Regions from separate parts of the Mus musculus genome. Here region 1 is linked to region 2. A link is a loop called in an ENCODE intact Hi-C map of the cell type or tissue named here. Cell type or tissue: left cerebral cortex. All regions are shown on one strand. Each heading gives the region's core, and the rest is flanking DNA. Links, peaks and the distances in the headings are about the cores only. Region 1 holds the start of Atp5mpl (ATP synthase membrane subunit 6.8PL). Region 2 has its middle 17 kb from the start of Klc1.

Evidence for each region. Hi-C counts contacts between places; a loop is a spot of excess contacts. Peaks named below come from ENCODE experiments on the same cell type or tissue, not always from the same donor. Only the 100,000 strongest peaks of a DNase experiment are listed, where the experiment ranks them.
Region 1: a loop joins it to region 2, with 2.1 times the contacts of the local background. A loop is called at or near these places in 9 of 42 quality-filtered maps.

Annotation. Positions count from the first base shown.
Region 1 is chr12:111,959,272-111,974,469 of GRCm38, forward strand. It overlaps Atp5mpl (ATP synthase membrane subunit 6.8PL), which reads right to left and starts at 7,738. Exons shown (of 4, transcript NM_027360.3): 1 at 7,653-7,738; 2 at 3,959-4,082; 3 at 3,162-3,185; 4 at 2,103-2,267. The coding sequence starts at 4,082. The coding sequence ends at 2,239. It overlaps Tdrd9 (tudor domain containing 9), which reads left to right and starts at 12,288. Exons shown (of 36, transcript NM_029056.1): 1 at 12,288-12,591. The coding sequence starts at 12,371. In left cerebral cortex, for the core only: a CTCF peak has its summit at 7,819; a DNase peak (open chromatin) is centred at 7,779; H3K4me3 peaks cover 1,209 bases; H3K27ac peaks cover 724 bases.
Region 2 is chr12:111,734,468-111,749,665 of GRCm38, forward strand. It overlaps a transcript of Coa8 not described here. Among named protein-coding and RNA genes, the nearest start is that of Klc1, 17 kb to the right of the region's middle. In left cerebral cortex, for the core only: CTCF peaks have their summits at 4,459 (motif pointing right), 6,093 (motif pointing right) and 8,566; DNase peaks (open chromatin) are centred at 4,463 and 9,761.

The DNA of each region.
Region 1 (15,198 bases), core at 4,436-12,435, 230 kb after region 2:
AGACACGCCTCTCCTAGGCCTATATAAGCAGTACCAGTTCTGGGCTCAGGGGTCTCTTCGCCTCTGCAATCAAGCTCTCCCAATAAACGTGTGCAGAAGGATCCTGTTGCAGCGTCGTTACTGCTGGCCAGTCCGGCAAGCGCAAGACCAGTACAGGCTGAGAAGAGCTGGTGCAAACCACCAATTCTGTTCTTTATTGTTGCTTTGAGTCAGGTGATGACCACGAAACTCTGGCTGGCTTGAAATTCAGTAAGGTAGAACTTAAACTCAGGAGATCTGCTTCCAGGGCAGCGCTGGATAGTTGTCAGCTCGTCTGGGAGGGGTAAACCATAACTGAAAAGGCCTGTTTTCTAATGAGTGACTGATGGGGGAGGGCCAGCTTGCCTCGGGTGGCGAAGCCTCCCCTCAGCTGGTGGTTCTGGGTGCTTTAAGCAAGCAGGCTGGGGGCCAGGTGTGGCAGGGCAAGTCTTGATCTCAGCGCTTGGGAGGCAGAGTTAGGTAGATCTCCATGAGCTCAAGGCCAGCCGGGTCTACAAAGCAGGTCCAGGATAGACAGGGCTTATTACATACAGGAACCTTGTTCTTAAAGCAAAACTGAAACAGAGAGAGAAAGCAGGCTGACGGCTCTTCCGGATGGTCCAGGTTCTAGTCTTAGTACCCACATGGTGGCTCACAGCCGTCTATCACTCCAGTTCCAGGGTCTTCAATGCCCTCACACAGACACATATGTGAAAACACCAGTGCACAGAAGATAAAACAAAACAAAACAAAAACCAACCAGCCAAGCAGGCTGAGCAAGCCCTGGGGCGCAAGTCAGTAAGCAGCACCCTCCATGGCCTCTGCATCAGTTCCTGCCTTGGCTTCCCTCAATGACCCGTGATTCAGAGTATGTAACTCAAGCCTCTTCCTCCCCAAGTTGGACATGGTGTTTTAGCACAGCAATAGAAACTAACCCTAGGACAGGAGCTATGGAACTAGAGGTGGGCCCCACCGCCCTCTAAATATGTTTGAAGTAGTCCCGTTTAGCCTCAAATTCATTAAGTCATGAATACTCAGAACTCTATCCTCTTGCCTCAACCTCCCAAGAGCTGAGACCACAGATATGAGGCCACCATACCTGGCTTCTCTGTAAGACAAAGTCCACAGGGCAGGCTGTTCTAGAACTTGTGACTCTCCTGCCTCAGCTTCCCACACACTGTGGCTATAGGTGCGCGACAACAGTTCATTGTTTTTTCACATTGCTTATTTTGCCCCGTGATTCATTACTCGGATATAATTCTGCCCAGAGCTTATGTCGACCACATGCTCTGAGGTGATCTTCCCATTAAAAAAAAAAAAAAAGTGTGCAAACATGTGCTCATGCGCAAGTGGAGGCCAGAGAACTTCCAAGAGCTGAGGTGGCTTTCTCCTTCCCCACATCGGGGGCCCTGGGAACCAAACTCAGGTTATCAGGTTTGGGAAACAGCACCCTTCCCACCGAGCCATCACACCCGCCTTCTTTCCCTTAATTCCTTACTAATGGGTATACATGTAACTGATAACGGGTATGTTAGATGCAGGGTGTTGAGTCCACTGGAGCCAGAGTCACAGGTGTCTGTGAGCTGCTTGATTCTAGAGCTGGAACCAAACCTGGGTCCTCTGTGATCAGAGCAGCAAGTGATCTTAACCGTGCCACCATCCTTCCAGCCCTTTTCTGCTTATCTTTATGTAAACTTTTGTTTTCCCCAGACAGGGCTTTCAGTAGCTCAAGCTGGCCTTGAACCCCTGAACTTTCGATCCTCTCTGCTTCAGCTGAGATTAGTGGTGTTTTCCTCTTACTTTCTTACTGACCCTAGTAAAAACTTCAAGTTAGCCCTTAAGATAATTAACATCTTTCTCAAAATATGAAAACAAGACAGAGAGGTCAGATGATAGGCAGAAGCAGAACCACTTGACAAATAATTATTAAGTATTGGAATCAAAGTTATTATCTAGATCCTGATGTTGACTCTTAAAAGGCGTCAATCACTGCTTCTCTTTCTTCAGGCTTCCTAATGAAGGTGGCTCAGACGTTCTGACGGAGCCTGCTGCATCACCAGGGACTTACTCAGGGGAAGCAGAGAGTGGTATTCACAGATACATTTATTAATGCCACATTATAAATGGTACTTAGATAAGTGTACAGTGATGTTCCATGTTCCCATCTAACAAAGCTTGCTCAAGTTTAGCCGACGTCTTCATCTTGTGGATTCGGAGCAGTTAGTGATGGCCATGGGCAGGTGCAGGACCTTTCAAGGAGAGGAACAAGTGGTACAGTTTAGTGGTACAGAATGCAGCTTATTGTTTGAAGAACAAGTCAGAAATGCAAATATTCATTCTAATGCTACAAAAAGCATGGGGGCTGGGTGTTAATTCCAACACTTGGGAGGCAGAGGCAAGAGGATTTCTGAGACTCTGCCTCAAAAGCAAGCCCTAGCCCCCAACCCCCAATCCAACCAAACAACCAAAACACCCCACCCAGCATGGGGTTGGGGGCCACTTCACTGTAAACTACTCAGCACAGTGCCAGGTGTGTGCAAGTGATGCTAACACAGCTGTCCCCCTGAAGGAGTGGAGAACGCTCGCCTCCAAAAGTTCAGGAAGCCAGTCCTGGGTTTGGGTAAGCTTCGAATGGCCATAGTTTCACTGCCACCAGAGAAACAGAATAGACAGACAGCCAGTCCCGGGGCACAAATTTTGCAGATATTTTCCTTCAAAATTCCACGAAACATCAGGAGTTTCGGTAGCACACACGCTTGCCCAGCGAGCCTGTGCTTGCCCAGTGAGCCTTGCTTCCGAGCGTCATCAGTTATCCATTTTCTCTGTCACTGCCAAAGGGCTACAAACAGGTTTGCTTTTAAACATCTAACTAAAAACTTTTTGTTTGGCTGTTTGTTTTTTGAGACAGGATTTCTCTGGGTAGCCCTGGCTGTCCTGGAACGCAGAGATCCACCTGCCTCTGATTCCCGAGTACTGGGATTTAAGGTCAGCTGCAAACGTCTTGATCTTTACTTAATATTTCCACTGTATCTGACAATCACTGAACCAGGTGTCAGTTTTAATTCAGGATTCATATACCTTGTTTTAAAAAGCCACGATGGTCTTTTTCACCCCTCAACCATTCCAAAAAGCAGAAATCTTACCTTTCAAAGCTTTACTTCTTTTATCTAAAACAGAAAAAGGAAAGAAATCACACCAGTGTCCTACACTGCCAGTCAAATTCCCAGTCACAAGCAACATTGGCTGCAGGCTTCACAGGCTGGGTGAAGCATCCCAGCATGCTCTCAGAGGGATGCCTGTATCACAGCCATTTTCTAGTCCACAATTCACATACAAAGCAGGTGGTCTCATTACAGTGGGTGCACACCCGTGCCTCCCCCTGCCCTCCCCTGCTGTCCTCTCCCTTCCCTGCTGGTCTCTTCCTGCCTGCAAAGTCGACTGCGCAGAGCAGGAAAACATGTAATATTTATCTTTTATAGTCTGGCTCATCTCATTTAGCAGGATAATCTTTATTTCTACTGCAAACATTTTTTTTAATGGCCGAATAAAATTGCACTGTGTGGAATTGCCCAGGCTAAGCTCTCCCAACAAGGGCTATGTCAGCTACTTTATTCTATGTTTTCTTTCTTCATTTGTTGAGGAACATCTAAGGCCACGTTATGGACCAGCCAGGTGGCTCAGCAGGTAAAGGTGCTGCTATACAAACCTGGTGACCCGAGTTCAATCTCAGGGACGCACGTACAGGTGGAAGGAGAGAACCATTATACACCTCTGCACGAGGGCTTCGGCATGTGTGCCCACACATACATCATGTGTATTTACGTGTCCAGGAAAAAGTAATAATTTAAAAAGTCACAGTTCCTTAGTAGATAACATTGTTATTTTTTTTCCTGAAAACATTTCCCCCTGCTAAATGCAAAGAAATAAAAATATAACCTACCAGCACTCCTGATTTTATATACGATGAGGCTCATTAACCCCACTCCTACCCAAATTTCCTGGTAAACCTGGGTATAGTAGGGTTTCATGGGGACCCAGACTTTTTGAATCAAGGTTTGAAACATCTGAAATAGAAATGATAAACATTAAGGTAATTGCTACCATATACCTAACTGACAAGATATTTTCATCTACCTGACCAGAGCGCTAGTCCATACTCCACAGGCTCTGGGGAGCTCTCTGAACTCCTGATACCCTGCCAGCATCTTGCTAGCAGGCTGTCCCTCCCACAAGCCTCCCTGCCACTAAGGCTGGCCCCAAGCCATGCATCATTTTTTCGACCTTTGGGTAGAAGCACCCTTTTCTAGCATCGTTAGCATTTCAAGTTGAAAACAAAACAAGCAAAACCACACACCACGGTCAGATGTGGGTCTTCCCATGGGAAATGAAGACGGAGGCCTGTTAAACTACTACCCTTTAACCTCCAGTAGCTCAGGCCTGAGCTGTCAGATAAGTACACAACCAATGGTACAGAATGAGCCTAATGGGACAGCCCTTAAAGTAATGTTTCCAGTTATGATTACAGCTTACTAACTGGATACCAAACTAGATACCCACATTCCCAACCCGGGGCTTTGAAACAGCTGATGGATTTGACAGCTGCCGGGAGGACCCAGCTCTGAGCCCTTCTCACCTGACTGGGAAACCCCTGGGCTGCAGTCAGTACCTTGCCTTGATGGTTCTGCTCTACACTGCTACTGCACATTGAATCCTACTCTGCAACACTATAAAACTGACATACTGCTGTGAACAACCAGGGAAAGTGTTCATTGATGTACAACAGTATGTTATTCTTACAGCACCAGCTCAATTTAGTCAAATGGCTGTCTGTGAATTATTGAAACCTGGACCATATTCACTCAGCAAAAAAAATGAAGGGCACATGTGGTAGAGGCACGAAGGAAGAGGGGAGGGAGAGCCAGGCTACCCAGAGAAGCGTCTTCAGTGGAAGCACGGATAGTGAACTTGAAGGCGGGGGAGAAGGCAGCTGCCCTGGTTTCACCCACTAGTTTACATGACCTGACTGTGTAACAGGGATAGTAAGAGAGCTGCACTTCACACGGGTCTAGGATTCTTGCATTAGTGCACACAGCCCTGGTATCGTGTCGGGAGTGCTTGTTATACAGAATGCTACTGTTGAACTAGGGAAACAGGGAAGGCGTGCACACCATTTAATCTTGAATTTAGGGATATGTCTTCTGGGGGTGGAGATGGCTCAACAAGTCCATGTCCCAGAATCCACAAGGTGGTTTGCCACCATTTGTAATATAACTCCAGTTCCAGCGAGTCTTTTGACCTCCTGGGCATCAGAGAATATAGGGTGCATATTCATACTGTTTGGCATATTTCTATACTGCGTCCCAAAGCATCAATGATCCAAACAAGACTAGATCACACCAAATCTGGCCCACATTGCTGATTACTTCAGGAACCAATCTGCCTCTATGGCCGTGCTTCCTGCTCTTTCCTATGGGAATGAACCTAAGTGGAAGAAAGGTCTGAAGGTTAGCTCGTCCAGTGAGAGTTAGCCTGTAGAGTGGTGCTATCATCTTACCATAGATGGTCATCTGTCCTTAATTCCTCCCTATTATGTGCACCTGAATGTTCTAGTTGGATTGTTCTGCTTCAGAGCATTAGAAGGCAGCCTCTGGAAAGCGTGAAGGAACCCAAGTCACTGAGTAGGTGGAGTGGAATCTTTGTGGCACAGGCAAGGACTGAGAGAGTACTGTAGGGGACCAATGGGTTAGAACCCTTGGGATCCAGCTCTGTTCTTGACTTTAGGAATTCTCTAAACCTCCTTTGTCAGATCTCTTCATCAATCATGGACCTCCTACTTGCTCGACAGACTCTTAAAAAATAAAGGACCCTAGCTGGGAGGTGGCAGCACAAGCCTTTAATCCCAGCCAACCAGCACTCTGTAAGTTCAAAGCCAGCCTGGTCTACATGATAGCCAGGGCTACATAGATAGCCAGGGCTACACAGCAAGAACCTGTCTCAAAAGACAAAAACAAAGATATCCCCCACCCCGTCCCCAAACAACAATGAATGGATCCAGAATGGCACGTGGTGCACAGTGAGCACTCAGGAAATGATCAAATCAATAGCAAGGAATTGCTACAAAAACCCAATAGAAAGCAGCAAGTCCCAGGCCACTGGGATTCTAAGAAAGTACTTAAAGAGGTTTCATCTCATAGGCTGTGCAGAAGTGTTGAGCTGTATCAAGACTGGTATGATATCAGCGATTGACTTTAATCCTAGCATTTGGAAGGTAGAGGCAGGGGGATCTTTCTCAATTCAAGGCCAGCCTGGTTTATCTACAAACGGAGTTCCAGGATGGTCAGGGCACAGAGAAAACTTGTCTTGACCTCCCACACCCTGAAAAAGAATGTGGTGTCACAGGAGGGTCTGGAAGGAAAAGGTAAACAGAGGATGTGGAGGGACTTCAGTGGTCTTGGTGTTCTCCTCAGCATCGAGGCATCCTGGCACTGTGTCCTTATTCTAAACTGCCATGAGTCCCGACACAGTGAAGGCCTGCTATCCAGTACATTTACACCCCACCCCCACCCCTTTGTCTCTTGCTCCTGGACTTCCATTTTGGTCAGTTTGGTTGTATTTGACTACACAAGTGACATGTTCCCTGTACTCAGTGTGGCCTCTACTCTTCCCACCTAAGTTTCTCTGGCTAACCATATTTCCCAGTTGTTAGTTTTACAATACCAGATTCAATAAAAGATCATCCTACTCGAAGGTCAAATGGCTGTCTACTGAGACTGCCTATGCCTGCAGAGTTTGTGAAAGTGACAGTAACAGCAAGCTATTACCTGGCAGCACACTGTAAAGAGGGGAACATGTCTGAGGTTTATAATGTGGTTTCATACATTTTCAAACATCGGCCTTGCCAAAACCTAACTTGGAAGAAACCTGTGGAATAATGGAAAGAAGGCACTGGCTTTGAAGTGATGTTTCTTGGCACGGATTTTTAGCTGCATCCCTCCCTGAGTAACTTGAGTAGGTAACAAGATGCTCACAGTTGATGGTGGCATGCCCCTTTGCCAGAGCCTATAGTTACACAGGTTCATCCAAGTGTCAGCACAAGGACACAGTCCATGCTGAGTGGACCTCCACTAGAATCTAGCTCCTGGACAACTTCTGTGAGGATGATACTAGGGCCCCTGGCCCTCCAAGTCTTGAGGAGTAATCCCTCTTTCGCATAGAAATTGATGTCTGAGCAAAGTCTTATCTGTCCAAGGGACTGACAACCACCCCTCCCCTCATACAATCAGGAAGACTAACTCCAGAAACACCTTCGCAGTGTGGAGGACTGAACGCCGTGCACATCCCTGCCCTCGGCGTGATGGAGTCCCGGACACTCTTGGGGGACTCTTGGGGATCTGGAGGACTGACCCCGGACACCCCCGCAGTCTGGATGACTCAGCCGGGCACTCTCTCCGTCACAGTCGCGGGGAACCCGGTGGACCCTCCCTGTAGTAGGCGGCGCAGGGGCTGACCCAAGGTCAGCGTGTATCGCAGAGTCCTTCGCCCGCGATCTACCTGGGCCCCACCGCACCCGGTCCCGGACCCTCCTTAGTCCCCCGGGTTGGGAACACAGCAAAAAGCCCAGGTTCCGCTCTTACCTCCGCGGGACCAAGACCACAGGCAACACCAAATTCTGCTACAGAATGGGAAAGGTCACAGAGCACGCAGGCGCCGCGCAGGGCCTGCTGGGAAAGCGGAAGGAGCGGAGACACCAGACGCCGGCTGCCCGGCCTTCCGCGCCTGCGCACCACAGCGCCCCCAGTGGTCGCCCGGGTGTTACAAGCTTCGGAAGGGATTAGTCCAAACCAGGAGGAGCTGGGAGAAGCCTACTGTGTTTCTAGGTGTCATAAAACTGACCAGATTTCCCAGGGTTTGTGGGTTTCCAGGAACAGAGGACTTTCAGTGCTGAAACCAGGACAGTAGATAATCCGGACAAATTGTCCTTAAGTAAATAAGTAAATAAAGCCCCTTTTACATGGTTTATGGCTTTAATCCTAGCCCTCAGGAGGCAGAAGCAGCAGGATAAATGTGACTTTCAGGCCAGCCTGAAAACCTAAACCAAAATTCGCGTGTGTTGGTGCATACCTTTAGTCCCAGCACTCAGGAGGCAGAGGCAGGAAGATCGCTGAGAGTTCAAGCCTAGTCTATTTTTTTTAGTGAGTTCCAGGACAGCCAGAGCTACACAGTGAGAACCTGTCTAAAAAAAAAGAAAAAACAAAAACAAAAACAACCAATCAGACCAAAGGCCAGACATAGTGGCTCGGGTCTTTCATCCCAGCGTTTAAGGGGCAGAGGCACAGGGTGGAGGGTGGAGCGTGGGGCTGTGGGTCTATTGAGTTTGATAGCCTGGGCTACTTAGTGAGACTCTCACACTCCCTCCTCCTCCCCTCTCCCCTCCAACAAACAATAAGAGCAAAGGAAATAAAGCAACAGTGACAAGGGGAAACCCTCTTTACTTGAATTTTTTTTTTTTTTGAGATAGGTCTTTCTGTAACTTGTTATGTAGCCCAGGCTGGCCTCACACTCAGGGATTTGCCTGCCTCTGCCTCCTGTCTTCTTGGATTAAAGGCCTGCACCACTATGCCAGGCTTTTGGCATTTCTTGCCATTTCCCCCTGTATTGCTACAAAAATTTTTGCTCTAATATTTGATTAAGCAGCCATGCTGTGCATAGTAATTATCATTAAAATTGTTGTAAAGCGTTGCAGAGACTTCTGCAGGAACGCTAGGGACTGGACCTAAGGTTTTATGTTTTAAATAAGCATGCTAGCTGGGTGTGTCGTGATATAATCCTAGCACTTGGACAGTAGAGGAAGATGATTAGGGTTTTAAGAGCATCCTGAAACCCTGGTTTGGTTTTTAGAAAACAAAACCAAAACAAATGAACAAAAATTGTTATTGCTTTTTTTTTTAGTTTTTTTTTAAGTTTTTTTTTTTATGTGTATGAGTGTTTTGCTCACATCTATGTCTGTGTACCAAGTATGTGCCTGTTCGCTCTCAGAAGTTAGAAGGCATTGGATACCCTGTAACCAGCATTATGGATGTTTGTGTTCTATCACACTGGTGCTGGGATTTGAACCTGGGTCCTTTGGAAGAGCAACAAATGCCCTGAGTCACTAAGGCATCTCTTCAGCCTCAGACTTCTGTTTAAGAAATGACTGACATCTGAACAGAAACTGAACAAAAGAAAGCCACCTATTGGGTTAAAACAAATTAGGCATGTATAGCCATTACCCAAGCAGAACACAGAAGAGCTAGTCAGGAACCCAGACAAGCAAGGGAAGACAAAGGTGTCGCACACACAGAAGGAGCCCAGTCCCCTCGGCCCAGAGCAGCTAGCGCTTTCCTCCTCCCTCCTTTTCTCTTTACTTTTTTTTCCCTTAACAAATATTATTACGTGGATGAGAGTGGGGAACAATCCCCAGTGCCATGGGGCCCATGTGGAGGTCCGGGGAGCGAAGCTGTCAGGCATCTTTACCCACTGAACTGTCTTGATAACACCACTTTATTGCTTTAGTTTAAAATCACTATTATTTTATGCATACGTGTTTTGCCTGTGTCTAAGTATGGCTTCAAACTCATGACAATTCTCCTGCCTCAGTCTCTAGTGCTAGAATTACAAGAGTGGGCCACTTTATCCAGCTTTTTCCTCTCATGGTGCTGAAACCATAGGTGGGTACCTAGAACAAGATATAAACTCTACAACTGAGCTTTACCCTCCATCATACAGCTAACTGGGTCTAAGAAATCAATGAGGAATAGGGTAGAAATATTTGAAGAGCTAATAGCTGACTGAGAATTTTGTAAAAGGAATATTAAAAAAAAACAAAAACAAAAACAAAAAGGCTCCAAAACATCTTAGTGGAATCAAGCAGACAGAGAAATGAAAGTCTGGAAGTCACGTGACAAAACTAGAGCTGAGGGCTGGGGCTGCAGATCAGTGGAAGGGCGCTTGCTTAGCGTGTGTGAGGGTCCTGGGTTCCAGACCCAGCACTGCCAAACAACAAAACCCTAACACCTAATGATGATGTTAAATGACTGTTCCTCAGGATTCTCCTTATAGGAAAATTAGCATTTAGTAAAGGTGAAGTACAGTTTTGAACAAGTTGAGAATAAAGGAATAATTACTAACAGAGCATCTGCAGGCTTAGTGATTTCTAAGGCCTCTGAGGACCAAAACTTTTCACCACAATAGTAACATTTGCCTTTTCTTGCTAGAATTCTCTCATGTGCACAATGGAATTTTCCAGAGGCTGTGGGACTTGTGATGTCATATAGTGTTAACACAGAGACAGAAAAGATGTTGTCTTCTATTCAGTTAGACACTAAGGGACTGGTGAAGATTTCTAAGTGTCACTCTGGGACTGGAGAGATGACTCAGCAGTTAAGAGCAGCGGTTGTTCTACCAGAGTACCAGAGTATGGTTCCCAGCACCCATGTTAGGCAGTTCACAGCTGCCCTTATCTCCAGCTCCAGGAGGGATCTATTGTCCTCTCCTGGCCCCTATGGGCACTGCACTCACACGTACCATACACCCATACATACCTGTAAGTAAAAATATAAAATTGTAATTTATGAAAAAATTTATATGAAATATAAAATTTTAAGTGTTTCTCTTACACACGAGGCTCTTGGAAAATACAGTGATTTTTCATAAAACAATAATGCCTGACATCAAGTGAGTTTTTAATTGCTAGTTTAAGTTATCAATACTGTCTTACTTTGAATTCTGTCCCTGCAAAAAAATATTCTGATTAATGGAATTTGGAGGGGAAAGGGTTAAACTCAACACTTAAAAGTCAGAATCTATCACTGAGGGAAGTCAAGCCAGGGACTCCAGGCAGGAGCAGAAGCAGGAACCATGGAAAAGGGATGCTCAGCTCTACCTGCCTAGGAATAGTGCCTCCCACAGTGGACTCACACATCACTTATCAAGACTTTCTCTGACGGACATGGCCACAAGCCAATCTGATCTGTGTAGTCCCTCAGACAGTCGCTGATCAAGACTTCTTCAGATAACTCTGGGCTGTGCCAAACCGACAACTGAAAATTATTTGGACGAATACATAAAACTTCTTGGTTGTCATCCCCCTGTAGACAGATATTAAGCCATAAACAAAAGCTCTTTAGGGTCTCCAGTCACTATTAAGAGTGTAAAGAGGGTCTTGAGAGATAACTCAGGGTTAAGATGTGTTTCAAAAAGAATATTTTACTTTGATTTTTTTTTCTTTTGAGATAATCTCTTTCCTCTGTCGCTCAGGCTGGCAAACTGTTTCAGGCTCCCAAGTGCTAGGATTACAGTTGTGAACTATCACGAGGAGAATCATAGTAAGCTATCTGAAGACAAAGTTTCTAACCAGGAAATCAACAAACTTTTAATTTAATCTCAAGTCCAAAACACCCTAAGTCATCTAAAATTTCAAAATGTTACAGGTTATCCCAGCAGATTCATTCGAAGCACCTAATGTTGCATTTTGAATTTAAAATGTGGGCAAAACTTAAGCAGTTTCTCTTGCTATTTAGCAGATCTTTCATTGCCAAGTGTTGTTGTTAGCTGTTTGCAACCTCAAGCTGCTTTGAGAATAAACCCAATCTGCCCCAGAGGTATCCAATAGTCTTCACTTGACCTAGAGCTTACGAGCCTTTTAAGAATTGCCTGATCTTTGGGCCATGTAAGAAGAGAACACTAAGAGCTACCCTACTTTGAGGCAATGAGACCATGGTTCAGTGAGTGCTTTGGTGGTCCTGTAGGCATAAGGTTACAATCTCCATGGTTTGTGGTCCAGCTCCAGCTGAGGTTAGTCCTTGTGGGACTCTAGGCCAAGCTGGCAGCAGGGATGCAGTAAATATTTTCTTAAAGTATTTTTTGTTAACTTTCTCTCAGATATTACATCCAGACTGTAGTTTCCTCTCCTTCCTCCCCAGTCCCGTGTCTTGGCTTCCCCTCCTCCTTTCAGAAAAGGGGAAACCTCCCCGGAGATATCAACCAAACATGGTGTATCAAGTTAGTCCAGTAAATATTATCAGCGGACTCCAACATCAAATCCACAAGCAGCTGGTCTCCATAAACACGTGCCTGTCCAGGTCACCTGACTCCAGCTTACAGACTTCGCGCATGCTCCAGAAGGCACGAGGCTCCCACGTGCATGCAGGGCCTGGCCCCACTCTCTTGCGTGGCACAAGCTGATTGGATGGCCTCAGTGAGGGGTGGGGGTAGAGGCTTCTGGAACGGTCGTTGGCCTGCTGAGCAGGGCAGCGCTCATAAGGCTTTGCCACCATTGGAGTCGGGCAGTTGAGGCAGCGCTTAGGCACCGAGGATGTTGCGCAAGCTCACGGTCGACCAGATAAATGACTGGTTCACCATCGGCAAGACGGTGACCAATGTGGAGCTTCTGGGCTTGCCACCCGCCTTCCCTGCGGAGGCGCCCCGGGAGGAGGTACAGCGCTCGGAGGAGGTCCCCAATGAGGATCCTACGGCCCAGGCCCAGGTTCCAGTTAAGGCCACAGCACCGGCCAGACCAGCTTCAACCTCCGGGAGGTAGGGAGTCCAGGAGGGCATCAGGAGGGTCCTTCAAGAGCTCTCAGTAAATAGGTCCTCTCCTATGTTTTGTTTTGTTTGCAAGAAGCCGAGCAACCTAAGCATTTCGTAATTTGTTTATTATAATTTGCAGCCTGGGTTTTTTTGTTTTTGTTTTTGTTTGTTTTGAAAGAGTCCAGTGTTGCCCAGTCTGGCCTCAACTTACACCTCTGTGGATAACTTTGAATTCTTCAGCCTCTGGCTTCTACTTCCTCAAGTCCTGAGATTACAGGGTTACATCTGCAACCCCAAGTTCATAGACTGCTTTAAAAATTTCATTGTAAGGGTGCAATGTGTGTGTGTGTGTGTGTGTGTGTGTGTGTGTGTACACCTGTGCCAGGATACTTTGTTAGAGTAGGCGCTTGTACCATGTCGGCTCCTGGGGATTGAACTCAGGTGGTCAGGATTGCTGGTAAGTGCAATCAGTTTAGGCATCTCACTGATTCAGACTCTGCCTACCCTCTTTTCTAAAGGTTGATTTTTATTTATGTGTTTGTGTGGGGAGGGAGACTTTCTAGTGCTGGAGTTGGAGGTCATTGTGTGCCATGTGACCTGGGTGCTGAGAATGGAACTCGGGTCCTCTGCCAACCATCACCACACAGTCCTACAGCCTGATGATCTCTGTGACCCATCTGGACTTCTCAGACCCTGAGTTTTGAAGTTAGTCATAGGTTGCCAGGAACTTTGCGCAGAGTCACCAAAATACCCTCTTCCCTTCTGCACTGGCCCCCGTCATTACCATACACACATCGGTGTGGATTTGAGCACGTGATGGTGCACATCCGTTCCCCTCCTGGTGTCACTGGCAGTGAAAATCACTCTGCGCCACCTGTTTTCACTGTTCCTTAACTTTCAACAACTGATGGTTTTTGTTGCTTGTTTGCTTCCCTTCTCCAGCAAGTCATGTGTCGGAACCACACAGCCTGTCGCCCCCTGACATTGGCTGCTTCCACCTAGTAATGTGAAGTTGAAGTTCTGTACGTTTATGGCGCTTTTAGCATAGACTGAGAGCCCACTGGCTGAATGTAACATACTTACTTCTCTACTGACACACGTCTGGGTTGTTCCCAAGTCCTGGCAGTTATGACTGAAGCTTCTGTAGACGTCTGTGTGAAGGTTTTTGTGAAGATGTAAGTTTTCAGTACCTTTGTACATTTTAGTAGATCAGTAGCGAGGAGTTTGAATGCTGGCATCTTGTTCAGTTTTATTATTTTACGTTTATGCATCTGCGGGTATAAGGCGTATGTGTGTAGGTGTCCATAGAGGCCAACAGAGGGAGCCAGATCCCTGGAACTGGGAGGTGCAGGCAGTTATAAGCTGCCCAGTGTGGGTGCTGGGAACTGAACTCATTCGTTGGAAGAGTGGTAAGTACTTTTAACCACCAAGCCATCTCTCCAGTTTCCTTAACCTCTCACCTCTCACTCTCTTTGGGTTAAGTAGCTGCCTTCACTTACATCTGAAAGTGGTGGAAATCAGGCTGGAGGAGACCTTCTGTTTACCAGAGACCTGGCTGTTCGTGAGAAGAGCTCCAGCTTGGGGCCTCTCTGCTCTCACCCCATCCAGTGCCCTCTGAGGTTGAGGAGCCCTTTGTTGTCAATAAAAATTATTTTGAGGCAGTGTTTTACTATTTTGCATAATTGCTCTTTAACTGAGCCTAAATGATCCTCCTGCCTTAACCCTCTAGGCACTGGGGTCACAGGTCTGCACCCCCAATTCAAATGACTCTTTAATTTTTAAAAGTTAATTTATTATTCTGTATTTCTGTGATATATAGGTGTGTGTGTGCACACGCGTGTGCATATGCAAGTTACAGTGTGCATGTGGAGGTCAAAGGCGACATCTGGGAGTCACTTCTTGCCTTCTACCTTGTGACTCAGTTTCTCTGGTTTCTCTTTGCTCCATGTTAGCTGGATGGAGATCCCCTAGACAGGCCTCCTGGCTCTGCCTCACCTCACCGTGGCCTGCTGGGTACAGATGAGTGCCACCTTATTGGGCATTTCATCTGGGATCCAAGGATGGGACTTGGATCATGAGGCTTGTGTGGCAAGTGCTCTTCCTTCTGAGCCATCTTGCTGGTAGTGTTTTAAAAGTGTTTCTTGTTAGCATTCGGTCCCCTGTAGCATCAAGTGCAACCTGTACAGCTTTGGTCTTTGTGCTTTTTGGAGGCACCCAGGGGACATAGAGGGGCCACTTTGTTTATATTTTTTACTTTATTTCTTTGAATTACTCTGGTAAATGACTTTGTTCCATAGCCTCTACTTAAGGGACTGCAACCAATTTAGGCTTCCCTAAATGTAATGTTTTAATTCATTTATTTTGATATAGAAATGAAATATTTGTTGACCTTGTCAGAAACTAAGCTTACAGATTCAACTGTCATTTTAACTGCTAAGAAGCAAAATAAAACTCTTCAATTCTTTTATGGACTAAGAGTTGTTAAATCAAAAGTAAATTTACAGAGCAGTGAAATGAGAAAAGGTAAGCATGCCGCTGCAGAGTTTGGCTTGGCATTTGCAGAATTACTGCGGGAGATCGCTAGAATTGTTTGAATTTACCTACCTATCGAGC
Region 2 (15,198 bases), core at 2,523-10,522:
GCTCATGGTCGCCATTATGGTTCAGATCTTGAATGTCTCCCGAAGGCTTGGATACTGAAGGCTTAGGTTCCTGATGACGGCTCTATGGGGAGGTGGTGGAACCTATTGGAGCCTATGTGGCGGTATTAGGTTATAGGGCATTCATTCCTTGAAAGTGGCTAGTAGGAGTCCAGCCCTCCGACCCCCATCTGTCCCCTTATTATGAGGTAATCAATGTCTTGTGCCGTGGGCTCCCTGACATCCGGTGCTACCTCGCCAGCTGCCCAGAGACAGAGTGATAGGACTGCTGTCTCTGAGACTATGACCTCTCCTCCTCTACGCTGATGTCTGCAGTAGTTTGTCAGGAGCAAGAAGCTGATGTCGCCCTGTGAACTGCTTATGGTGGACCTTGCCAGATCGTGCAGAGCCACATCACCAGGGTTCTGCCCTTTTGTCCCAGAATTGCCACCAAGAATAGGGATATTGCCATTGTTGACAAATGGGCTCTGCTCCTCATTAGTGGCTTGCTGGCCATTCCAAGTATACACGTTATATAGGGTGCCATTGGTCCTCATGGTGCCAGCCACCAAGCCTCTTTCAGGGAAAGAGACTATGTGCCTTTAGGTAACATTAGAGCCAGGGACACAGCTGGAGGCCAGGGACTGTGCCCAAGTGTCATATCAGCAGCTATTTCTGCAGAAGCTGCTAGCTTCGTGCAGGTGGGCAGGGACTTGGCAGGCTCTCTCCCGATAGTAGTAACCTCAAGTAGGTGACAGGGACTTGGGACTCTCATTACTCTGCCCCTCAGGTTGAACACCAAAAGCTACCTCCATCTCTTCCTCCTCCTCCTTTTGAAAGTTGTTTAGTGTGTGAGGAGGGGCTTCTCATGAACTGTTATGACTCTGCCTGAAGCCAGACAGGAAGTCTAAGAGAATCTATTCCAAATCTGCAGACTCACCAAGACCAGCAAATGACCTCCCTGGCTGGCCACTCTCCTCTGGGTTGGACCTTTTGGTGGTGCTAAGCATGAAGCCTTAAAACAGGCACTTTTCCCAGAGGACCAAGGCTGGTGGGAAGACATTGCTTACAGACACTGTAGCTGTCTTTAGACACACCAGAAGAGGGCAGTGGATCTCATTACAGATGGTTGTGAGCCACCATGTGGTTGCTGGGAATTGAACTCAGGACCTTTGGAAGAGAAGTCAGTGCTCTTAACCACTGAGCCATCCCTCTAGTCCTTATAGGCACATTCTAAAAAAGTATTAGTGTAGACATGTTGGCATTTAGGGGGAGAGTTGTGTGTGAGAGATGTGGAATGGGTGCAGGCATTAGACCGAGGCATTTGTAAGGTCAGAGGTCAGCTTTTGGGAGTTGGTTCTTTCCTTCCACCCTGCCTGCCTCCTGCTCCCCACACTCAGTTGCTTCCCATGTTTCTGACTCCCATCTTGTTGTAGGAGTGATGGATTACAGATGTATGCCACTGTGTCCACTATCAGAGGACATTATTGTCAGGCCATCTCTCCAGACCGAAGCATTAGCTTCTGACACACGGTCTTTCTGTGTAGCCTCTGCTGGGCCTGCAGCCCTGACTGCCCTCAAGCTTGTGATTCTCTTGCTGCCTCTGTCTGCAGAATGCTGAGATGGTAGGCCCGTGCCAGCAGCTGTGGACTTGTACATATTGAAAACTTAAAGGCTGTCTTAGTGACATGCTTTTTTTTTCTTTTTTTTTTTTTTTTTTTTTTTTTTTTTTTGAGACAGGGTTTCTCTGTATAGCCCTGGCTGTCCTGGAACTCACTTTGTAGACCAGGCTGGCCTCGAACTCAGAAATCTGCCTGCCTCTGCCTCCCAAGTGCTGGGATTAAAGGTGTGCGCCACCACGCCCGGCTCAATATTTCTTATATTTACACTGCGTGGTTACCTTAAAAAGTCTCAAAAGAGGCTGGAGAGATGACCCAGTAGTTAAGAGCACTGGCTGCTCTTCCTGAGGACCTAGGTTCAATTCCCAGCACTCAGGTGATGTCTCACAACCATCTCTGATTCCAGGGGATCTTAGGCCCTCTTCTGACCTCTGAAGGAAGACACAGACTCAGACACAGACAGACAGACACATACACACAAACACACACACCACACACACACACACACACACACACACACACACACACACAAGAACATGCAAGCAAAATCCCATCACTTGGGAGGCAGAGGCTGGGGGATTTCTGAGTTCAAGGCCAGCCTGGTCTACAGAGTGAGTTCCAGGGCTATACAGAGAAACCCTGTCTCGAAAACACACACACACACACACACACACACACACACACAACCATAGATACTTAAAGCAACAGCCCTAGTCTCAGAAACTTGACTCTGACTGTCCTCTGCGTTGCCTGTGCTTCATGCTGCATTTCCTCTGCTCTTAGTCACCGGGAAGGGAGACTCAGGAACCCTGAGTGCTGGGATCAAAGGTATGCGCCACCACCACCCAGCAAATAAAGTCTTTTTTAAAAAAAGTGTTGCTGGGCGTGGTGGCGCACGCCTTTGATCCCAGCACTCAGGAGGCAGAGGCAGGTAGATTTCTGAGTTCGAGGCCAGCCTGGTCTACAGAGTGAGTTCCAGGACAGCCAGGGCCAAACAGAGAGACCCTGTCTAGAGAAAAAAAAAGATTTTATTTATTTATTATATGTAAGTACACTGTAGCTGTCTTCAGATCTCATTACGGGTGGTTGTGAGCCACCATGTGGTTGCTGGGATTTGAACTCAGGACCTCCAGAAGAGCAGTCAGTGCTCTTAACTGCTGAGCCATCTCACCAGCCCGTAAATTTTAATGCTTTGAGAATTGTATGTACCATGTTGGTGTGTTGTTTATACTCAACACCCCTATCTCTCCCTCCCTCCCCACCTGACCGAGAGTTTTCTTCTTTTTCTTCCCATTGAGATCAGCTATGTTGCCCAACTGCTCTTGGGAGTGGGACCAGCCCTGGAGACCCACCAGGGAATCACATCCTTAAAGGAAACCGACTTCCCCTCTCCCAGCTGCAGATGCCAGTAACTCCTCAGCGAGGGGTGGGACTTCGCTCGCCTTGTTCCTGCACGATGGCTGGGCTTTTGTTAGGAGATCTGAGCGTGTCTTGTGCACGCTGTCACAAGTTGCTGTGGGTTCATGTGTTTGGAATGCCGGTTCCTTTAAGCCATCCACTTCCGCTGCCTCTGGCCTTTTTTTTTTTTTTTTTTTTTTGACTGACATGGTTTTCTCTGTGTAGTCCTGGCTGTTCTGGAACTCTCTATGTAGACCAGACTGGGATTAAAGAAGTGGACCACCATCACCACCACCAGGCTTTTTTGTTTGTTTGTTTGTTTTTGTTTTTGTTTTTGTTTTGTTTTTTTGAGACAGAGTTTCTTTGTGTAGCCCTCGCTGTCCTGGGACTCACTCTGTAGCTGGCCTTGAACTCAGAAATCTGCCTGCCTCTGCCTCTGCCTCCCAAGTGCTGGGATGAAAGGCGTGCGCCACCACTGCCCTGCCACATTTCATTTTTTAAAAAAAAATGTTGAAAGTGATTATTTTTATTTTAAGTGTATGAGTGTTTACCTGCATGCATGTTTCCTTGGAGACCAGAAGAGGGTACTGAGTCCCCTCAGACTGGAGTTACAGATGGTTGTGAACCACCATCTGGGTACTGGGAACTGAACTCCTGATTTCTCTGGAAGGGTAGTCAATGCTGCACCATCTTTCCAGCCCTGCAAATGGCAAAATTTTACAGCATGAAATTTTAAGTAGTGAGACACATACAATGTAACCCTTACAACAGAGTTAAGTAGGGAGACACATACAATGTAACCCTTACAACAGAGTTAAGTAGGGAGACACATACAATGTAACCCTTACAACAGAGTTAAGTAGGGAGACACATACAATGTAACCCTTACAACAGAGTTAAGTAGGGAGACACATACAATGTAACCCTTACAACAGAGTTAAGTAGGGAGACACATACAATGTAACCCTTACAACAGAGTTAAGTAGGGAGACACATACAATGTAACCCTTACAGAGTTTGCCACCATACACAGTTACCATTTGATTCCTGAAGAAGGCTCTTGTCCTAGTCTTTATCTGAAGTCCAGACTGCCCTCATAAACACTCTCTCTCTCAGGCTTGATGCCCCCCCCCTTCCAACCTTCCCAGGGTCCCTTGCTGGAGAGGTATCCTGCCCTGTGTCCCAGTACTCAGGGAAACTTCAGAGATCTATAGCACTTGGCTAGCATTATTACCACTATTTATTATTATTATTATTATTATTATTATTATTATTATTATTAAAACTTGTATGAGTTTTTTGCCTCCATGTATATGTCTGTCTGTCTGTCTGTCTGTCTATCTATCTATCTATCTATCTATCTATCTATCTATCTATCTATCTATCTATCTATCTAATCTGCAGCACATATATGCAGTGCCTGCGGAGACCAGAAGAGGGCATTGCATCTCCTAGAATTGGAGTTACCGACAGTCATGAGCAGCTATGTGCACGTGACAGTGTGTGTCCTCCAGCCAGTGCTCTTAACCATCCCTCCAAGCCCCAGTATTGTTCCAGGCCTAGAACTCATCATGTAGACCAGACTAACCTCCTGCCTCCCAAGTTAAAGGTTCACTCTACCAAGTGTATTATCAACTCCAATGTCATCCATAATACTTACACATCAGCTTCTGGCGGGAGCTAGGAAGTTCTTACCTCTTCTCTGGAAATCTCCAAGTTGGTATCAGTTGCTTAATGAGGAATGCAGAGGCCAAAGCGATGTGCTAAAGCTAGGATAAGCCTCTGTCTGCCCAGGCACCTAGTTTTCTGCCCTTGTGTCAAGAGCTAAAGCTTACAAAGATGGGTACAAGACTGGAAACAGCTCAGAGCCCTAGGGAGCCAGGAGAGAAGAGGGTCTTCTCTTCTGCCCTTGCTTTCCCAGGAGTTTTCAAGCCAGTGGTGTGAGCCTGGTGCTTCCAGTGACCATGGTGGACGGTGAGGTGGAGCTGAGAGGTGAAGGAGTTTTCAGACAGGAATACTGCACCGAGGGTGTAGCTCAGGGTAAAGTACTTCCTAGGATCTGTGAAGCCCTGGGACCAATCGGTCAAATCTGTCAGCACACACACACACACACACACACACACACACACACACACACACACACACACACACTCACAAAGATGAAGGGTGATCAAGGATGGAGGGCAGAGTCAGCAAGCTGAGCACAGATGTTCAGGCAGGGAAACAGTTGTAAATGATGCTGAAGTGATGAGTTTCTTTCTTGATTTTTGAGACAGAGTTTCTCTGTGTAGCCTTGGCTGTCTTGAAACTCTGTAGACGAGGAGGCTGCCCTCAAACTCACAGAGATCCACCTGCCTCTGCCTCCAGGAGTGCACCATCACCGCCTGGCTGGTGACCTTTCTTTACGCATTTGTGCAAATCCAGGGCATATTCAGCACCAGTGGCCCTTGTGTGTCCCATGGTCCGATGATGCTTCAAATGAGCCAATGCATGGGAGGAATCAGAGTGCACACGGGACTTCACCTTCTGCTCAGTCTTGCTGTGAGTGAGAGTGGCTTGAGTGAACAGTTTGTTTAGAACAATGTATCTCTGCCACAGTGCCAGGACTGCCCTTGTCCGGTGTCCCTGGAACCTGCAGCATCTCACCTTTGTTCTGAGCCTCCAGCAAAGACCTCCCCGTGGATGATGTGAGCAGAAGCTCCCCCAGCCCATCTCCTGTCTTTCCTGGAAGCCAGGCAGCCCCACCCTTACCCTCATTCATCCCAGCCTCACTCGGCTGTGGGCTCAGCAGATTCCATATGGTACCACCTCAGGTACCACCACTCACCCGTTTTAACAAATAAGTTATTTATTGAGACAAGTTTTCACTGTGTAGACAGAAGTGACCTTCAACTTACATCCTCCTGCCTCTGCCTTCCACGAGCTGGGATTAAAGGCTTGTGTTACCAGGCCTGGCCCTCATAGTTTTGTTTTGTTTTTTTAAAAAAAGATTTGTTTGTGTGTTTGTTTGTTTGTTTGTTTGTTTATATGAGCACACTGTAGCTGTCTTCAGACACACCAGAAGAGGGCATCAGATCCCATTAGAGATGGTGGTTGTGAGCCACCATGTGGTTGCTGGGAATTGAATTCAGGACCTCTGGAAGAGCAGTCAGTGCTCTTAACTTCAGTGAGTGTTCTTACCTCTCCAGCCCCCCTCATATATATGTATATGTATATGTATATGTATATGTATATGTATATGTATATGTATATGTATATGTATATGTATATGTATATGTATATGTATATGTATATGTATATATATTTTTTGAGACAGAGTTTCATTGTGTACTCAGACTTCTGGAACTCCGTATATAACCTTAGGCTAGCCTAAATGCTTCTTCCTCCTGCCTTCGCTTCTCCAGTGTGGCATTTGTCACACGAGGACCATGATTTCTGGAGGAAGAAGTTGAAACTTTTGGCAAATCAGTCAAGTCCAGCCTGTACCCCTTTCTCGGGCTTGTAGCTCACCCATACCCAGCATCTCTTCTCTAGACACCAGGGCGACAGCAGCCTCTCTACCCCTTTACTCCTGTGTGAGACTGTCCCCTAACCCAAGGTGTGCCTTCCCGTCACCCCAGACTGGCAAAGCCCTGAAGGGATTAAACCACTGTCCCCTAGGGCTTGTCTTCCCTTCTGCCTCCCACACTGTCACCCGCAACCTGCCAGGTACTTGGCACCCAGGTGACCTTTAAAAAATATTTTATGTATGGCTGTTTTACCTGCATGTTTGTCTGTGCATGCCTGGTGCCTGTGGAAACCAAAAGAGGGCATTGGATCCCTTGGAACAGAAGTTGCTGACAATTGTAAGTGGCCACGTAGGTGCCTGGAATGGAACGCAGGTTTTCTTAAAGAGCAGTCAGTGCTCTTAATTTATGAGCCATCTCTCCAGCTCTGGGATAACCTTCTTGTCTATAGTCTCCGAGTCTGGCCTATGCGTTAGCTACTGCAGGACCTTAAGGAACTCCAGATGTGCAGGACACTGGAAATGCCCAGGGGACTTCCATTATCTGCCCACTAGTCTGGCGGAAAACCAGTCTGACCACAGGAAGCCCTCAGGCTAGGAGTTGCAAGCAGCCTTACCTCTTCAAGGGACCGCCCTCTTATATAGCCCTTTCCGGCTGTCCCAGAGGAAGGCCTTTCCACTAATGCTTCTCTACCCAACCTGATGCTTTATCCCTTTTGCCTGAGTGGGTGGGGAGCATCTCAGAGATCGAAGGAGGCTGAGAGGGGTTGAAGGCAGGAGATCAGGCGGAAGCCTACAGGCCAGTAAGCCTAGAGTGCCAGCAAGGCAAGCAGACAGACCCCGTGTCAGTGCTGACTTCCAGAAAGTTCTCTCACCTCCACACCTGTGCTGAGGCAGGGGGGCTCAGGCCTGCTTTTTTTTTCTCCTCCTCTTCTTCTTCTTCTTCTTCTTCTTCTTCTTCTTCTTCTTCTTCTTCTTCTTCTTCTTCTTCTTCTTCTTCTTCTTCCTTCTTCTTCTTCTTCCTTCTTCTTCTTCTTCCTCCTCCTCCTCCTCCTCCTCCTCCTCCTCCTCCTCCTCCTTCTTCTTCTTCTTCTTCTTCCTCTTCCTCCTCTTCCTCCTCTTCCTCCTCCTCCTCCTCCTCCTCCTCCTCCTCCTCCTCCTCCTCCTTCTTCTTCTTCTTCTTCTTCTTCTTCTTCTTCTTCTTCTTCTTTAAGACAGGGTTTCTCTGTGTAGCCTTGGCTGTTCCAGGAGGAACTCTCTGTGTGGCCTCAAACTCACAGAAATCCACCTGCACCTGCCTCCTATGTGCTGTGATTAAAGCTGTGTGCCACCACAACCAGCCTTCAAGTTTTTTTTTTCTTTTTTAATTTAACTTTTGTATTTATTTGAGACAGAATCTTACTGTGTATGTAGCTTAGCTGGCCTGGAAATCACAGGGTGGCCTCAAACTCACCGTGATCCACTTGCGTCTGCCTCTCAAAATTAAGACCTGTGACAAGATTAAGGCCTGTGCCACCACCGCCTGGCCTTAATAAATACATTTGTTTGTTTGTTTGTTTGTTTCAAGACAGGAGGTTTTTTTTGTGTAGCCCTGGCTGTCCTGGAACTCACTCTGTAGACCAGGCTGGCCTCAAACTCAGAAATCCACCTGCCTCTGCCTCCCGAGCGCTGGGATTAAAGGCGTGTGGCACCATGCCCGGCTGTACATTTATTTTTTTAAGTAGGAAACAAAATGATTCTAAGCACTTAGCACCTTTTGTTTTTAAACCAAGGTTTCACATGGTCCAGGCCGTGACACAGTTCATAACCAAGGATAGCCTTGAATTCTTTTTTTTTTTTTTTTTAAATACATATTTGTTTTATTTATTTATTTATTATATGTAAGTACACTGTAGCTGTCTTCAGACACTCCAGAAGAGGGCATCAGATCTCGTTACGGATGGTTGTGAGCCACCATGTGGTTGCTGGGATTTGAACTTCAGACCTTCGGAAGAGCAGTCGGGTGCTCTTACCCACTGAGCCATCTCACCAGCCCAAAAGGTTTTCTTTTTTTTTTTTTTCAAAGATTTATTTATTATTATATGTAAGTACACTGTAGCTGTCTTCAGACACTCCAGAAGAGGGCGTCAGTTCTTGTTACGGATGGTTGTGAGCCACCATGTGGTTGCTGGGATTTGAACTCTGGACCTTTGGAAGAGCAGTCGGGTGTTCTTACCCACTGAGCCATCTCGCCAGCCCGAATTCTTTTTTTGTTTGTTTGAGACAGGGTGGCACGATATAGCCCTGATTGTACCAGAACTCACTATGCAGATCAGGCTGGCCTCAAACTCGCGGAGATCGGTCTGTCTCTGCCTCCCAAGTGCTAATGTCAAAAGTGTGCACTGCCGTGACAAACAAGCCTCCAGCCTCGAACCCTGGATCCTTCTGCCTTTCCCAGTTTCCTCTCACTACCTAAAGATGCAGCTCAGAGGCACTAAGCAAGTGCATGTTGCTGAGTCACATGACTCCAAGATCATGTGACACCATCTCCAGCACTTGTTCACTTTCTAAATTCCACTTCCCTGCCTTCATGCAGCCCTGGCAGCCCCCTTCATTGTGCCCCTGTCCTATGAATCCGATGTTTTAGAGACTTCACACATGTGGAGCCCTACAGGATCCAGTTTCTGAGACTGGCTGACCTCACAGCCCAGCGTTCTCAAGTCCTGTCCCCCCCACTCCCATGTTGAAAGAAAACAGCTGCTTACAGCTGCTTGGAGCTGGCCACCATAACTCACAGTGGTACTCAGTGTGTGTGAGGGCTTCCCATGAGGTACTGAGAAGAGCTAGGGTGCTCACGAGACTATTCTAAGCCATCAGAAAAGATAGACCCTAGCCCTCAGTGGCATTCGTCCTTGTACCCTAGGTCCTGTGTCTGCTAAGGAACTTGCTACTGACTGTGGGCATCTGCCAAGGATTTTTTTTACTTTTATGTTGTAAAAAATGAATCGACCGGTCTCCTAGAAACATTCTGGTTGCTTCCAACGGCTGATTATTGATTGTTGTAATTGGCTCCACTTCGTCCTGAGTCAGTCCTCCGTGGAAAAGTACAAGGGTTCCCGCTGGAGGAGGATGAGCTGGTCAGACAGAGCGAGGAGGTGGCCAGAGGAGGCTCTTCCTGGGTCCAGCTGACAGCCCTGCTGCCCCAGAACACCCTGGTACCCAGGGAGGCGCTGGGCACTGAAATAGGCGCCAGCCTCTCGTGGGGGTGAAAAGAGGAACAGAAAGCAAGCCTGAGCGTTTGGCACACGCTCTGGGAAAGGGCATCATTTTGCTTCTGTCCTGCCCATCCCCCCGCACCTGCACCAAGGAGCTGTTCTGGGGAAGACCATCTGCAGTGTGTGTGTGGGGGGGGGTGGGGTGTATGTGAGTGTGTGTGTGTGTGTGTGTGTGTGTGTGTGTGTGTGTGTGTGTGTTACAGTCCAGGTGAAGGAAACTTGCTTTTTTAAAATAAAAATTGTGTCCCACTGCTGGGTGTGGTGGCTCACGCCTTTAATCCCAGCATTCTGGAGGCAGAGGCAGGTAGATTTGTGAATTTGAGGCCAGCCTGGTCTATAAAAGTGAGTTCCAGGGCATCCAGGGCTGTGAAGTGAAACTGAAGTGAAACCCTGTCTTGAAAAACCAAATCAAACCAACCAACCAACCAAACAAACAAACAAACAAACAAACAGAAAATTGTGTCCCATATGTCCTTCGAGCTTCCGAGCCTCTCCACGTGGTCAGCCATGTAGCAGCCTAGTTCTAGTGTGCTGTTCACTCTGCCTTGGTGCCACCTGCACACTGCCAGCTCCCACACTGTGGCTAGCCTTAGTTCCATCTAGTTAGAGCATCGTGGACACACCTCTGGCTGTGGACATCAGACTCTGATCATATGGTCATGAAGAAACAACCTTTCAAGGGCAGAGCTAGGATCCTCTGGGTCCCTAACCCATGGCTCTCTGTCGCTTCATTCCACTAACAGACATATCAGATGCTGTTATCACACCTGGACCCTCACTCAATAGTGAAAGAGAACATATGTGGGGACCCTTCAGGGTCCTCAGACATTTATTCCGTGGATCATGGCATCCTTTGAGCTGAGCTGGGAGAGTCCTGGGTGTCCTTCATCGTCCCAAGGCAGGCCTTGGGTCTCGGGGCTCTGCCTAGCTGCAGTTTGGAACCAGAGCCCTGCTATTACAAACATGGCTGGTCATGATCATGGCTGCTGTCTGGTGCAAGCCGAGGGGACAGACAGGCTCTGAGTCACTGCTACAGGTTCAGGAGAGCATTGGTGAACATATTATATGATATGATGGGGGAGAGAGGAGAGAGGAAGGAAGAGAAAGACGGGGATCTATGCAGTAGATATAGATTACACAGCTTGCTACAAGACTGAGTGCTGTGGAAATGGGGCCTGGCTAGAGCGTGCAGGGATAGCAGGTGACAAGGGCGGGTGCTCTAGAAGATCCCGTGACTAATAGGTGTAACTGCTGTATCCTGCAGCTGCCTGGGGCAGGGTGGCCTTTGTGTCGTGGGTAGTGGGATGTGGGAGGAGAGAGGTCTTTGTGGACAGGCAGGTGATTATACTTAAGCTGTCATCCCAAGGGCTTGGGAACCATCAAGGGTCTGGCCATCTGAGGGTCACTACCCGGCCATGTTACCAGAAGGCAGGGACAACGTGGTAAGCCCCAGAGAGGCTCTGCCTGTGTTGTTGCAACCACACCCTGCCCAGAAAATAATAAACAACTTTAAACAGGATCGAGGGCTGGTAAGTGACTCAGTGGGCGAATGTGTTGGCCACCAAGCCTTGACAACTTGCATTCCCAGGACCCACACGGTGGAAGGAAGGAACTTCAAGTTCCCTCTGCATGTACCATGTAGCATGAGTGTGGGTGCACCCAAATGAATAGGAAGTAAGGTTAAAGACAGATACAGTACACCCTCAGGAGGCAGAGGCAGGTAGATCTCTGTGAGTTCGAGGCCAGCCTGGTTTACATAGTGGGTTCCAGGGCTCTATAGTGGGACCCTGACTTAACAAAAGAATAGGAAGGGAATATGAGGAGGGGGTGAGCCTTCCTTTGCTCCCTTCCCCTCAGTGGTGAGCCTCTGCCCCAGAACTGAGAGAAAGGCTGCTGCTGTTCTCAGCTGTGGGGATTTTGGCATTTGGCTCTGCAGCCCCAGGAGACATGTCTATATAATTCTATAATTAGCACAGAGGAGGCCAAGAAGAGGGCTCTGGGCATGCGCTAGGAGGATGGGCGGTGCTGGGTCAGAGAAGGGAGAGGAGCTTCCTGTGTGGGGTGGGGTGGGAACAGCCTGCGTGCTCAGCAGCTTTGGAACAGAATGGCTGGATGGTGAGAAAAAGCTGCCAGTGGCCAGTTGGACTAGAACTCTGGAAGCTTCGGGCTTACTTCCCTGGGGCAGCATGGCACAGGACCTGAGTAGAAGCCTTTCCACCGGTGTCCTGCTTGAAGCCTCAGTTTCTCTATTTGTAAAATGGGGCGATGTTCCCTGCTCTGGCTGACACTCGTGAGAAATGAGAGTGTGGGACTCTGGATCAGCGCTGGGGCTAGGCCTTGACCATGGTTGCTGAGGGAAGGTTGTGCAGAGGGAATCCTGAGGGCTGGAGGACTGGGCCTCCCTGGGGCCGGGCCAAGCCAGGCCCCCCCCACCCCCCATCTGCTTTCTGATGGGCACTATCTTCTCAGTGTGTACCATCTCAACCTGTGCAGAACCAACTCCGAGGTTACCTATGCAATATCTATTACGACCTTCTGCAGAGGTTGGTTTGGTCTTCCAGGGCCAGGCAGGTTGAACCATTCAACTGGCCCATGGAATCTGACTAGTCCCTGAGCAGGTGGGCTTTGGCTGCCCTCTCTATCTGCACAGGTCGGAACCTGGATGGGAAGACAGTAGCTAGAGGTATGCCTCTGTTTGGGGCCTTCATCCCACCCCACACCTTTCTCCTTTTGTTTTTGAGGCAAGGTCTGATGTAGCCCAGTTGGCTTTGAACTTGCTGTGTAGCCGAGGTTAACCTTGAACTCCTGATGTTTGTGAGATTACAAGTATGTGTCCCTATAACCCTTCCCAGTGCCTTTCTGCAAAGAGTTTGCATACACATGTAGTCCTAGCCGGCCCCCTTGGTTTGAGTCCAGCCAGAAGTGGTACATGGTTCTCTTCTCTAAGCACCATGTATGTGAGCAAGCCTAATATATGGGACCTAGAAATCGTTCCTCAGCTGTCTCCAGCTGCACTTGGAGAACATTTGGGAGCTGTAGAAGGAAAGGGAAGCCTGTCTTGGGGTAAAGATGTAGGCACATGGGCAGCTCACACTGGGGATTGTCACAGGCCTGCAGGGGTGCTGAATAACCAGAGACGGAGACTGTGCTCCCTGTCCAACATCTGCAGAGTGCTGGGTGGGTTCTCCAGGCCAAAGCCGAATCACAGAGATGGGTCCGGATGACCTGTGGCTGGGCAGGGAGAAACCAAGATCTTTGAGTGTTTGTGAATTGGGACGGTAGCTCAGTGGTAGAGCGCTTGACCTGGGTTTAGTTGGCAGCTGGGGTCTCGACAGGGTAGAGAGCCAAGGGAATTGCAGTAATCTGGAGTTTCAGATGTTAAAGGACACCCCAGCTTTGTCTTTTAATAGGTAGCTCCTCCCACGATCCAAGCAGGACCAGGGTGGGGTTCACAGCTATGAGTGAAAGGGGGCAGCTTAGCAACAGAGCTGGCTGCAGCACCCCTTTAGGAACCTGTACCCACACTTGGGGTTTTTCAAGTGGGATGACTAACACAGCGTGATCTGTACTGAGGAACTGGAGATGAGAGGAGCCCAGGCACCTAGCCTGACCCTGCTCTGGCCTCTGATGGCCTCTGTCACCGGCTCTAAGTTGTGCTGAAAACAGGCGTCTTCTCTAGTGCATGTTCCGTGATGTTCAGGTTCATCAAAAAGGGCAGGAAAGAGCCCTTTCCTGGGGTGCAGCTCAGTTAGTGGGGCACTTGCCCAGCATGCTCAGGGCCCTGGGCTCAGTCCACTGCATTGCATATACTGAGTACAGTGGTACGTTTTTGTGATTCTAGCGCTCAGACAAGAGGTGGAGGCAGGAGGAACAGGAGTGCAAGAATTTAGGATCATCAATTACAGTGAGACAGGTCAGGACTGTGAGTCCCTGTCCTCTGCTAAAAAGGAGAGAGAGAGAGAGAGGGAGAGAGAAAGAAGAGAGAGGCAAGTGTTGATGGATGCTGTTATATAGGCATGCAACACAAGCCCAGCAACGTTTTAGATCCTATTTGAACAAACTAAACTTTCCAAAATCACTTATGCGGACACTGAGAGGGCTTAGTGGGTAAAGGCACTTGGTGTGCAAACCTGCTGACCTGAATTCAAACCCCAGACCTGGCATAAAGGTGAAAGGAGAGAAACAGCTCCATAAAATTCTTTCATCTCCATACACACAACAATAAAAATCCAGGTAACACACCTTCACACTTCACACCTCCACACTTCATACTTCCGAGCTGAGTGTGCCACACCTTCACAATTCTGAGCTGAGCGTGCTGGCTCACATCTGTGATTCCAGCATTCAGAAGGCTGTAGCAGGTAGGTCTCAGACTCAAGGCTACTGGGCTACATACAGGATGAGTTCCAGGCAAACCTGAGTTAGTTTTTTTTTTTTGGGGGGGGGGGATTCGAGACAGGGTTTCTCTGTATAGTCCTGGCTGTCCTGGAACTTACTTTGTAGACAAGGCCTCGAATTCAGAAATCTGCCTGCCCCTGCCTCCCAAGTGCTGGGATTAAAGGCGTGTGCCACCACGCCCGGCTCTGAGTTAGGTTTAAAGCTGAAGTATGTCAAGGTGCTGGCTAGCTCGTGCCTGTATTAGGGAGGCAGGAGGATTGCAGCAAAGTTAGCCTGAACTGCACATTGGCTCCTAGGCTAGATCGAGGGATACACAGTCTGTGATTCAACCCCTAACTGCCAACAATAGCAAAGAGCCCTTGCCCTGCATGCAAGAGGCCCTGGGTTCAGTCCTCAGCACTGAAAGATCACTTCCTACCACGTAGCCCAAGCTGGCCTCCAGCTCTTTGTCCTCGGTCTCTGCTCCCTCAGAGCCAAGACTACAGGCGCACTGCCACCTGCATTCAGCTTTGCTGTTGATTTTTGTTGCTGCTGCTGCTGTTTTTGTTTTTTCCTTGTTGTAAAAACAGGCAGAATTACTGTTTTGGCCTCGTTATGTATGTGTGTTCACGCATATGTGTGCTGAGAATTGAACTGAGGGTATATAGCCCAAATTCCAATTTATTTATTTGTTTATGTATGTATGTATTTTATGTATATGAGTAACCTGTCTTAATGCACACCAGAAGAGGGCGTCAGATCCCATTACAGATGGTTGTGAGCCACCATGTGGTTGCTGGGATTTGAACTCAGGACCTCAGGAAGAACAGCTTGTTTTAACCTCCGACCCATCTTTCCAGCCCCTCCAAACAATATTTGACTATGTACCAAGATACACTTAGATAGTCCTTAGAGCTCAGATTAGGGAGGTCTAGTGCTCTGTCCCTCAGAGGGTAGCTAAGGCCTGGTGGTGGAACACTTAGCTAGGAGTCAGGGGCTGTAGTTTGAATCTATAAAACAACAAACCCAAAGAGAAGAGTTCAGATCT